Linked DNA regions of Homo sapiens: region 2 is linked to region 1. A link is an interaction called in ENCODE POLR2A ChIA-PET data of the cell type or tissue named here. Cell type or tissue: Caco-2. All regions are shown on one strand. Links, peaks and the distances in the headings refer to the core of each region. The heading gives the core; the rest is flanking DNA.

Region 1 (5,855 bases), core at 423-5,422:
GTGACAGAGCAAGACTCTGTCTCAAAAACAAACAAACAAAAAAAAAAAAACAAAGAAAAAAACCGGCCTCAGTGTCCACTGCAGCAGTTTATAAAGATAAAACAACCTAGGTGTCCATCGACAGGGAATCAGGTGGGTAATAAGAGGAAACCTTACTGTCGTCTGGCTGTTGACATGGAACCAAGCAGATTCCAATCAGCTGTGAACCAATGGACCCTATTTTAATTTATAAAAATACAGATCCAGCCGGGCGCGGTGGCTCACGCCTGTAATTCCAGAACGTTGGGAGGCCGAGGTGGGCAGATCACAAGGTCAGGAGATCGAGACCATCCTGGCTAACATGGTGAAACCCCATCTCTACTAAAAATACAAAAAAATTAGCCGGGCGTGGTGGCAGGTGCCTGTAATCCCAGCTACTCGGGAGGCTGAGGCAGAACTGTTTGAACCTGGGAGGCGGAGCTTGCAGTGAGCCAAGATCGCACCACTGCACTCCAGCCTGGGCGACAGAGCAAGACTCCGTCTCAAAAAAAAAAAAAAAAAAAAAAAAAAAAAAATATATATATATATATATATATATACACACACACATACAGATCCACAGCTGCCCGGGGCTGGGAGCAGGAACAGGAACTGACTAAAGAAGTATAAGGGATCTCACTGTGTGATAAAAATGTTCGACAGCTAGTAATTGTCACACAACTCAAAAAGTTAACTAAAAATCATTGAATGATATACTAAAAATGGGTAAATTTTGTGATACATAAAGTATACCTCAATAAAGTCGTTTTTAAAAAATTGATGAAGGCCGGGCATGGTGGTTCATGCCCTGTAATCCCAGCACTTTTGAGAGGCTGAGGTGGGCAGATCACCTGAGCTCAGGAGTTCGAGACCAGCCTGGCCAACATGGCCATCTCTACTAAAAATACAAAATTTAACCAGGCGTGGCGGTGCATGACTGTAATCCCAGCTACTTGGGAGCTGGAGAATCTCTTGAACCTGAGAGGCAGAGTTTGCAGTGAGCTGAGATCATGCCACTGGACTACAGCATGGGCAAAAGAGCGAGACCCTGTCTCAAAAAAAAAAAAGTTTATGAAGAGTGTGCACCCATCCCCAAACACATATAAACACACAGAGAGAGAGAGAGAGAGAGAAGAAAAGCTCTTTCACATAATTAGCAGGGCTTATCTCTGGGTGGTAGGTTTAAAGTTTTTTTTGAAACAGAATCTCACTCTGTCATCCAGGCTGAGTGCAACGGCATGGTTATAGCTCACTGCAGCCTCTAAGTCCAGGCTCAAGCAATCCTCCCACTTCAGCCTCCAGAGTAGCTGAGACTACAGGCACATGTCACCCACACCCAGCTAATTTTTTATTTTTGTAGAGACAGGATTTTGTCATGTTGCCCAGGCTGGTCTCAAACTCCTGGACACAAGTCATCCTCTTGCTTCGACCTCCCAAGTGCTGGGATTATAGGTGTGAGCCACCACCCCAGGTCTAAAGATTTTATTTTCTTCTTTTTGCTCACTTGCATTTTCTAAGTTTTCTACAATGAAAAAAGATGTGTGTAATTGGGAAGAAAAACAGGAAGTTTGAATAAAAACTGAAAAATCCTCTACTGAAGTGGGTAAAGCTGAGCCCTGCCTAGTGAGAAGGGGCTGCCCCCAGTCTTCAAGGGGCTGGGACTGCCCCCACTCTCTCATAGACTAGACCTTGGGCCACATGGCTGCCCATGCCTGGCCTTTGGTTCTGGAGAGACAATGTTTTTATCCATGAGTCAGTAAGAAAGGTCTGTATCAGACCTCTGGCCCAGACCAGATTCTGTCAGTAAGAAAGGTCTGGGCTGGGAGCGGTGGCTCACACCTGTAATCCCAGCACTTTGGGAGGCTGAGGCGGGCGGATCACAAGGTCAGGAGATCGAGACCATCCTGGCTAGCACAGTGAAACCCCGTCTCTACTAAAAATACAAAAAATTAGCCAGGCGTGGTGGCTGGCGCCTGTAGTCCCAGCTACTTGGGAGACTAAGGCAGGAGAATGGCGTGAACCCAGGAGGAGGAGCTTGCAGTGAGCCAAAATTGCGCCACTGCAGAAAACAAACAAACAAACAAACAAAGGTCTGTATCAGACCTGTGGCCCAGAACGGGTTCTGTTGTCCAACTTGCCCATGAAGGGAGGGTTTGCATCATTTTTCTGGAGGTGGAAACTAAGGTTTAGAGGGTGAGAGGGCTTGAGCAGGATGACAAAGGAAGTGAGGAGTGTCCAGGTTCAAGTTCTGACCCCAAAGCGCATGTCCTCCTGGCTTGGTCACGTTGCCTCTTGGGACTACACTCACTGGGCCCAGTGATGTGGAACTGGTAGTTGAGTCAGGCCCAGATCTCCCTAGGGCTTGGGATTTCAGGGTTCATCACTCCAGAGGGCAGTGAAGGACAACCCCTCGTGCCAGGGATAGGGGAGGCTGTTTTGGAAAAGCCTCACAATCAGGGCCTCTCCTCTGGGGTCCTCCCCTAGCCCAGCCCCAGGGGGAAGGAGGGAGGGCTGGGAAGCTTCTGGGGCTGGCAACCAGCTGGGCTCATCTGCAAGGCTGCAGTAGGGCAGGAGTGGTGGTGGCATAGATATATCTGTTTTGCCAACCCCAGGGTGGCCACGGGTTCCATGGACATGTCCATTCAGGCTGTGAGTCTAGGCATCTTGTTCCTGCGACCTTGGCCTCAGTTTCCTCATCAACCAAGTGCAACTTAGCTAGTGCTGCTAAAACTCCTGCACAGAAACCATGCAGGCAATTTGCTAGGGGCTTCCGTTTGCTCTATCTACAAAATGGAAGCAACGGGCCTCCTAATTGGCACTTGGTGCCACCATTGGCCCCAAACCCCTTCTCATCACAGCCAGGGTGATGCTCCAAAGATGGAAGCCGGTGCCACTGTTCTGCTCCGCCCTTTCCCTGGCCGACCAAGTCGGTTTGCGTCCTCCTCCTCCCTGACCTCACTCCTTTGCAAGCCTCTAACTCCTCACACTTAGGCCCTGCCTCGAGGCCTTTGCCCTTCCCTTGCCGTGGCCTGGAAAACATCTTTCCTTGCTGGTCCTGGGGGTGACCCTCAGGTCTCAGCTTAGAAGTCCCTGACCGCTCTACCCAAAGTAGCCACATCCCTGCCCTCCCCCAGCCTCGCTCCACCCAAGGTACAACTAAATACCCGTTTGGTTTCCCGGGAGATTTTTGTGTTCCCTAAAAGAGGGGGTACCCAGGTCTGTCTGTAAACCCTCGGTGCCTAAGACGGGGCCTGGCATTCGGTGGATGTCAGTGAATGAGTGCGGAGGCTGTGCCCGTCGCAGACCGGGAGAACCCGACACGAGGCGGGGGAAGGGCGCGAGGCAGCGCCCATGCGCATGCGCAAGAGCTCCGACGCCGAGCTGAACTCTCGGGCCGGAGGGAATGACCGTGAGTAACCTCGCAATTACGTCACGGCTGGGGCTGGGGCGGAGCTTCGGCGACGCCTGGGTCCCCAGCTTCAGCCGTGGCCATCACAGGGCTGGAGAGTCACCGGTCGGGCGGCACCCGGCCTGGGACGCGTAGAGGCGCACGTGTCCCGGCCCGGAGCCGCCAAGGGACCCCGGCCCGGCCCAGGAGCCCTCACCCACAAGCGCGCGGCCCGAGACGCTAGCGCGGGAACCAGGGAGGCTCGGTGAGGCTCGGGACACCGAGCTCAGAGACACCGGGAAGTCCCGCGCGAGCACAGCACGGAGCTGGCGCCCGTGGGGGAGACAAAGGCCAGGGAGACACCTGCGCGCCCCCTACTCGCGCCACCCGGCGCAGCTTCAAGCCCTGCCCGCCCTGACGCACCTTCGATGTCGGTCAGCAGCGCCGCGTCCAGATCGCACGGCTCGCCCAGCGCCTGCTCCAAAGCCGCCTCGCTGAAGGGTGGCTCGTCCATGGCGCAGCCGCCTCCTCCGGGAGGCCCGCCGGGCCCGCCGCCTCGTACGGCCCTTCCTAGGGAGCGCCGCCGCGGCCCCGGCTCTCAGTCGCCGCCGCCGCTCCGCGCGTTCGTGTCCTGCCCTGGCCTCAGAGGCGGCCCGGCGCCGGCGAAAAGTTCCTCGGAAACTGGGTTCCCCCGGCCGCAGCTCTGCTGGGCGGTCGAGGCGGAGGCGGGGCCTTTCGGGGAGGACCCGCCCTCCCAGATAGACGGCCCCGCCCCACCTTGAGAGAGCGGGGGACCCCTGATCCCCGGTCTGCGCCACAAATCTCCCCTCAGCCGGCCCCTCCTCCAGAGCGCCCTCCAGTCATTCATTTTATCCAGCCTCGCGCACAATGGCAGCGGCCTCTGGCCGGCTGCTGCGGGAACGCGGGCAAGCCGAGCCCCCTCTCTGGGCCTCTGTTTCTCCAGCACCAAGCAAGGAAGCCGAGTGGAAGCCCCAGGCCTGGGCCCATCCCAAACTTCATTTCCTCATTTCCTAGATTTGACTCTTTAGAACAAGACAGACCAGGATCCAAGTTATAGGGGTCCCAGGCCTGCTGTGTTGTGAGCAGGCCTGATGTAACTGCTGGGCCAGTTACATCACTCTGCCTCAATTTTCCTCATTTGTAACATGGGCCTAATGATGCTTTCTCACGGGCAGGCTGGGAGGCTAGTGACAATGTGGAGGGGAGCATGACCTGTGAGATCAGCCTGCCCCCTCTCTGCAAAGAAACCAGAAGATTGGCCTCTTGAGGACAGGAGTGGCCAAAGAAAGAGGCTGGAATTTCGTCATCTGGTTTCCTCCCAGATCCAGCTGTAGGGATAGGATACCAGTGGGCCCAGTGCAGCTCCTGAAGGAGGAAGCCAGTACCCAAGGAAGACTGGCCCCAGGGCTGTCTGACCCCAGATTTGGCACTTATTCCCAGGAGCAGCCAGGATAGGGGCCGCAAGGAAGAGGTAGCTGTGCTTTAGATCAGAGCCAGGCTGCCCTGGATCATCACAAGCTGGGACTAGATCAGAGCAGGCAGCCCTGTTGAGAAGAGGGCTGGAAACCGAACCTGGTTCTGTGGCCTAGGGACAGAGCCAGGTGGGGCAGGAAGGAGGGAAGGGGTCCCAATGAGGTGGGTTGAAATAAACCAGAATTAACATTCAGGAATCTGAATGTGATAAGGCAGTGAGCTCCCTGTCCCCAGAGGTATGCAAGCAGAGAGAAGCACCCTTGGTGGAGGGCAGTCCAGGAAACTCATCAGGGGCCTGGGCCTCAGGCCTTCCCGACCCCAGACCTTCATAAGTCAAGCCATCCTGCAGACTGCCTTGCTCAAACTCCAGATATAGCCTATCTGGCCACGCCCTAAGCAGGAGTAACATTCATGATGCATTTTAGAAGGGGTGTGTGGGGGAGAGAAGCCACAGAGCCCAAGTCCCTGGGGCTCAGCCTGGACATCCAGCTCCCTTTGTTCCTCTCCCAGAAGTGGCTGCGGTGGAAAATTACCCAGAATAGCGGCGCCAGAAGTCATAGGGGTCGCCAAACCACATCTCCCCAAGTAGCCCTGCTCAAGGGTCCACCCAGGACCCACTCCCTCCAGATGAACAACTGCTGGAGAACACAGAGAACAAAGCTGGCTTCTCCTCAGTGCCCCACCCCCACCAACACTCTAGAGGCTGCAGGAAGCTGGTGACTTCCCTGAAAATTTAAACAGCCCTTCCCAGGGAGGGGGTGGGATAGGAAGTGCTGGGTGAAGCCTAAATACCATTTTCTTCAGAGCTAGGCAGGTGATCTGGGTTTTCACCTGCTTGCTGTGTGACCTGGATCCAATACCTCACTTCTGAGTCTCAGCTACTGTATCTATAAAATGGGAATAACCCTTTCTGCAGTCCCTCTGCAGAGGCAGGGAGGGTGTTTTGGAGTCATCA
Region 2 (5,855 bases), core at 265-5,264, 300 kb before region 1:
TATTCTGCCACTGTCTCCCCAAGGGCCTACAATCTCCTTAACTGTGGCATGCAGGCCCTGTGCCACTGCACTGACTGTGGCATGCAGGCTCTGATGACACCCACAGCACAGTGACGTCAGCCGACACTGGCACAGGGCCTGCTGCACACCAGGCGCTGGGGTGAGTGCAGCCATGTATCCTATTCAATCTGCATGCCAGCCCCACGGGGGACGTCCGATAGTGTGCCTCCCTTGCAGGACTTGCCAAGGACACACAGTGAGTAAATGGATTGTAACTCAGGTCTGGCTTCAGTTATGACCCCTGCCACATGCTGTTCCTGAACATTCTGGGGCCTCCCAACTCTGATGGGGGAATCTGTGCCAATCTGACTTCACGGGACCATCTCCCCTCACTCAGACCCCAGCCTCTGTCCTTGGCTTCACCCAACAAGCTCAGGCCAAGTTCAAAGGCCTCCTCTGTCTGCCTCCGGGTCCGAAGCACAACCAGGCAGTCCCCAACCTTCCTCCTGCACACGGGAGCCCCAGGGTTGCTTGTTACCTCTATCAAGAACTCAGCAGCCCCGCAAGGAACAGACCAGCAAAGGTGACCTCATGGGAGTGTCCATGCCCTGGCTGGCTCCTGTGGGTTTGAGCAGAGGGAAATGGTACAGAGCTGTCCCTTCCTCACCCAGTGGGAAAGTCAATGGTGTTCCTCTCATGAGGGCCTGCTACACCTGCCCGTCCACCAGGTGCGACTCATGCTCTGTGCTCCCTGCATCCACTGAAATGGTCCATTGGCCCCGTGGGACCTGGTATGGCCGGGAGCAGGATGAGGCTGGCCTGGCAGTGTCAGCCCCTACTCAGGGCGGCTCTGGTTCATGGTGCTGTCGGGTCTGGCCCAGTCTGAGTGGAAGGCAAGAGGCTCACAGCCCGAAACCCTTCACCAGTGCCAGCACCCAGCCCGGGAAGTCAGGGAGTGCGGGGTCTCCCTCAGCAGGTAAGACGGCCTCAGCTGCCCTTACAGGCCGGGGGGCACGGGAGGGACAGGGTGTCTGCTACGTGCTCCACTGACGGGTCCCACTGGAGATTTCAGGCTGGACGATGACAATACATTTTGCTCCTTTTCCCTGTCTGTCTGAGGGTCTCTGAGCCCTGCTTACACAGATGGCTCTGTCCTGAATGTGGGGCTGCTGCTGCCCTGGAAAGAAGGAGGGAGCCAGCATGCTCAGAGTCCAGCTCGGAGGTGGGAGCCCAGAGCTCCTCGAATCCTGCCCTGCTCCTGTGAGGAGGACCCACCTGCTCCTGGGCCTGGCCCCCTTTGCCTTCCCCTTGCCCTGCTACTAAGAACCCCCCACCGGCCAGAGGGCAGATGCTGTCCCTGCAGGTTCCCAACCCCTGCCCTCCATGGGTGACTGTGGTCCAGCGACAGCAGAGGCCAGCTCCAGCCCAACACACCGGGCTCCCCCAAGCCTAGCCCAGCCCAGCCCAGGACCCTGAGCCATCCCCGTGCCCAGCAGCCTGCAGGGGCCTTCCCCATGCTGGCCCAGGCCTCAGGCGAGATCCCCTGTGTGTGTGCCACTCAGCTGCTGATTAGTCATGCTCTGCACGTGGCCACCTCTTCCATCCCTGATACTTGTCTTCTGGGAGAAAGCAGGAGGAGAGATAAGATAGAGTGGGAGAAAGAGAAGGAAAGGCCCGGACCACTCTTTGCTCCTGGAAGCTCTGGCCCTGAGACTGGGAGAGACAGACAAGCCTTCCAGCAGTATGACCTGTGCCTAGATTTCCCGGGGAGGGAGATTTGAGACATGGACAGTGCCTGCTGCAGGGCCCAGCATGGCGTAGAAGGCAGGTGTCTTTCCTTCCCGCCACTCAGCCTTCCAGGAGGATGTTTGTTGACTTGGAAGACAGTCACACAGTTGTGACTTGGGTGGGACCTCATCCTCACGTCCAACCTGCCACCTCCAGGGAAGATCAGGGCAGAAATCACCAGGGAGTGGTCAGCTGGCAAACGCCCTCCTCAGGAAGGGACAGCTGCTGCCGGGACCCATGGCATGCCCGTCCTTGCTGTCTGAGGTGGTCTCTCCAACGCTGCAACAGGGGGCCAGTCAGGGGCCTGGGTCCCAGCCCTCCCAGCCCTCAGTGACCTGCAGGCCCCACGATGGTAGAGGGAGGGTGCTAAAGAGCTGGGTACCTGAGCCCAACTGGACAGGGAGGCAGGGAGGTCACTCCATCAATACACGCTGAGCGGCTTCTCCAAAGACGATGGCCACCAGCGGCAAAGAGAGCCTCAGGCCAGGACAGAGGCAGTATTGTGCCATTGCTGTCACAGCTCTCACTTAAATAAAATATATATCTAAAAATTTGCCTCAGGCTGGGCAACAAATTGAGACCCTATCTCTACAAACAATTGAAAAATTCTCTGGGCATGGTGGCACATGCCTGTAGTCCCAGCTACTTGAGAGGCTGAGGCAGGAGGATCACTTGAGCCCAGGAATTTGAGGCTGCAGTGAGCTTGGATTACACCATTGCATTCCAGCCTGGGTGGCAGAACAAGACTCTGTCTCCAAAAAAAGAAAAAAAAAATTAATAAATACATTAAAGGGGAAGAGGCAGTTGTTTCATCAGAAGATTCGCTGAGTCATTTAAATAGGGAGGCTTTCTACTGCATTTATGATGTCTGATTTATGCGCAGCTTTTTAAAGTGTCTTTTCTTTTTACATAAAACAAACCCACCTGTACAAAGCAACTGAAAAAGTAGCTTAGGAGTGACTCCAACTATTAACCAAATATAGCACAAAGCGTGATCCGCCTTCTTGGGTCAATATTTACCTGGACTTCAGCCTGCCTCGGAAAGGAAATTTGAAAATATTTGGCGAGTGGCAGAATGGTTGTCTGGCTACACAGGCCGATAAGCAGCTGGGGCTCAGGTTTCCAAGCTGGCCTTTTATGGGCGAGAGACATTATCACCATCATCAACGCCCATGTGCTAGTAGTAGGACCCACTGTCAGCCAGCTTTTTGTTTTGTTTTTGTTTCTTAAAGATTAGTATATTTTAGAAGGGGGGACTTTAAAAATCATTTTTAGGTCAGATTTATGAAGGTAACACATAAAGTAAAATGTACCCTTTTTAATGCACAGGTCTGTGAGTTTTGTTGTTGTTGTTTGATTTTAGTAAAGATGGGGTCTCGCTATGTTGCCCAGGCTGGTCTCCAACTGTTGGTCTTAAGCAATCCTCCTGCCTTGGCCTCCCAAAATGCTGGGGTTACAGCTGTAAGCCACTGTGCCCCAACCAGGTCTATGAGTCTTGACAAATGCATACCACCACCACATCAGGACACAGCACTTCCAGCCAGCTCCAGGCTCCAACCCAGAGCTGGGCCCTTCCCTGTCCCACCCCAGACACTCCTGTCCTGTGTTCCATCCCGTTTCCCTCCTCAAGTGTCACAGAAATGGAATCGCGCAGGCTGTGGCATCCTGCACTTGGTATGATGCCTCTGCGATGCGCCCAGGGTGTCACATGTATCCCCAGCTTGTTCCTTTTTGTGGCTACGCAGGATTCTTTGGTGTGGACGTGCCACAGTCCGTGTGTCCCTGCCCCAGCTGAGGGACTGCTCGTGGGATTTTGCTACTGTGTAACTGTGTATTTTCATTTCTCTGAGGGCCAATGTGCTGTCAGCTAATCACGATCATGGGGCCTGAATCAGCTCACAAGGTCACTGTGCAGGGGAACCATTGCCCTCATTCAGGGGCACAGAGCCCCGGGCACAGCCCTGCAGCTGAGAAGTATCAAGGCATCCGGCCTGTGGGACTCCACCCCTGTATCACCACCCTCTGTCTGCCGCAGCCCCTGTGCCCCACCCATGCACTGGCGCCTGAATCTCTCAGGAGCGTGGGCAGGAGGGGTCCTGGGAGGCTGGTGCAGGAAAGACTGACCACGCAGGTGGCAGGGAGCTCACAGCCTCCACGCAGGAGGCTCGGGAGCAGGAGGGCCCACCCCAGGAGTGCAGGGACAGGGGAGGACAAGGAACAAAGGCTGGGGGCATGGAAGGACAGAGACATCTTCTGGAAAAGACAGAATCTGAGTTGAACCTGGAAGCAACGCCCCAAGGGAAGGGGCCAAAATGGGCAGCAGCCAGCCCTGGCCGTGGGTGGGGATGGGGCAGGGGCGCAGGATGGAGGGTGGGGCCTGGAGGGCTCATGGAGGAAGGAAGAAGAGCCTCAGAGGGGCCTTCCAATCCCAGCTCCAACCCTCCCTCCCCCGACAGAAGACCCCCAACATGGGGCAATGGCCGGGACGAGGAGGGGGCTGCCCCAGGTGGACTCTGCGCTCTATCCCAGTGCCTCCTCTGCGCCTGCTTTGCCCAGAGCACACAGGTGAAAGCACCAACTTCGGGCTGAGCACAGCACACGTGAGGGAGGGTGGCCAGCCAGCATGAGTTCTGGCATTATGTCCCAGGGGGTCAGGGGAACTGAGCCCCAGGAAGACTCCCTAGGCAGGTGGCAGCAGCCACTGTGCAAGGAGAGGAGCCAGTGAGTCAGGAGCACCAGCTGGCCTCCACCAGCCAGACCCCCAGAACCCGCGTCTACTTGAGGACACTGTCAGAAGGAGCCCAACTTCCAGGCAGCTGCAGGATGAGAGGCCCCAGGCAGGCTCCGCCCCTCCCCATGCTGCCCCTCTCCAACAGGGTCCCCGCAGCACAGCCCACTTCTCCAGGCAGGCTCAGGGTTCAGAGGGTCGTGCAGCATGCAGCCTCCTTCTCACCCTCTCCTGCAGTGACCCCCTCGCTCCCCCACCTTGGACAGCACCTGGCACAGTGCCCACTCATCACTGGCGAGTGAATGGGCTCCCGAGTGCTCCCCTGTGAGCACCTCAAGGCATACAACAGGTACTCAGTAAATGTTCGCTGATTATAAATCTGCAGTGGGCAGGGAGTGTCTCCACTGCCTGGTATTTGTCTATTCTCTTCTTGCTTTCTGTGGGCACTGACAGCAGTGACTGCCAGTTTCAGTGCCAGCCCCGTGCTGAGTCCAGCCACCCTGGCCGCTGAGTGCTCGGCTGAGACGGGGACAGAGCCACCACTGGGATTCTGGGGTCACAGATGCATCTGCATGTTTATTCCAACAGACAGGATTGTTGCTGACGTTAGCAGAATTGTGCTCCGCCTGCTGCTATATAGAGCACCCATATGAGGTAGGCGCCAGGCCCAAGACTGGGCATTACAGAAGCACCCCATCCTCCCAGAGCCCTGCAAGGAAGATGTCTCCCTCACGCACGGACAGGTGCGGTGGTGCCTCAAAGTTTCCCGAGTCAGCTGAACCACCTGATCCCGAGCCCCAGCTCTTTCAGCTCCTCCAGCTCTACACATTCCTAAAACCCAGGCTGCCCACCAAACAGGAAGCAGGGAGCATCGTGGACCGTGGCCCGCAGCACCTGTCCCCACTTAGCTCCCAGGAGAGAAGGCTGGCAGGCAGCCCCAAGACCACCGGCCGCAGCAGCAGCGGGGCATGGGCAGGCTCGGACATGGCGGGCCTCATCCCAAGGCGCCAGTTCCCTGGGCCCAGCTCCAGCGAGCCAGAGCCCACACACTGAACTTGAAACATCTGCCCAGACCTGGGACTGCTGCAGGGCCTAAAGCAGCGGTGAGCACAGGTTTGTTGAGGCTTCTGGGGATAAATATTTTGATATCTGTGCTCCAGGAAAGGATTCTGAGCTTCAGAGATGAAGCAACCTGCCCAAGAAGGCTCCTCAGCGACCGGGGCCTGCCCAGGGTGTCTGCAGCCAGCACAGCTGTGGCCTGGGCTGCCAAGGCAGAAACGTTTCCTCATGAGCCCCTTGCCCAGAGAGAAACGGCTGCTACCCCTGGCCCCAAGGCTAA

What was found. Peaks named below come from ENCODE experiments on the same cell type or tissue, not always from the same donor. Only the 100,000 strongest peaks of a DNase experiment are listed, where the experiment ranks them.
Region 2: POLR2A ChIA-PET joins it to region 1 with 6 read pairs; 2 of 35 experiments call an interaction of 5 or more read pairs at or near these places.

What each region holds. Positions count from the first base shown.
Region 1 is chr17:17,832,898-17,838,752 of GRCh38, forward strand. SREBF1 (sterol regulatory element binding transcription factor 1) reads right to left here and starts at 4,089. Exons shown (of 19, transcript NM_004176.5): 1 at 3,830-4,089. The coding sequence starts at 3,920. RefSeq lists enhancers at 2,964-3,865, 3,866-4,768, 4,769-5,670 and silencers at 3,468-3,747, 3,938-4,097. In Caco-2, for the core only: no CTCF peak of the experiment used is centred there; DNase peaks (open chromatin) are centred at 3,444, 4,191, 4,714 and 5,279; H3K4me3 peaks cover 1,863 bases.
Region 2 is chr17:17,536,012-17,541,866 of GRCh38, forward strand. All of the region lies in intron 2 of PEMT (phosphatidylethanolamine N-methyltransferase), which reads right to left. Among named protein-coding and RNA genes, the nearest start is that of RASD1, 43 kb to the left of the region's middle. RefSeq lists an enhancer at 1-4,862. In Caco-2, for the core only: no CTCF peak of the experiment used is centred there; DNase peaks (open chromatin) are centred at 2,495 and 2,850.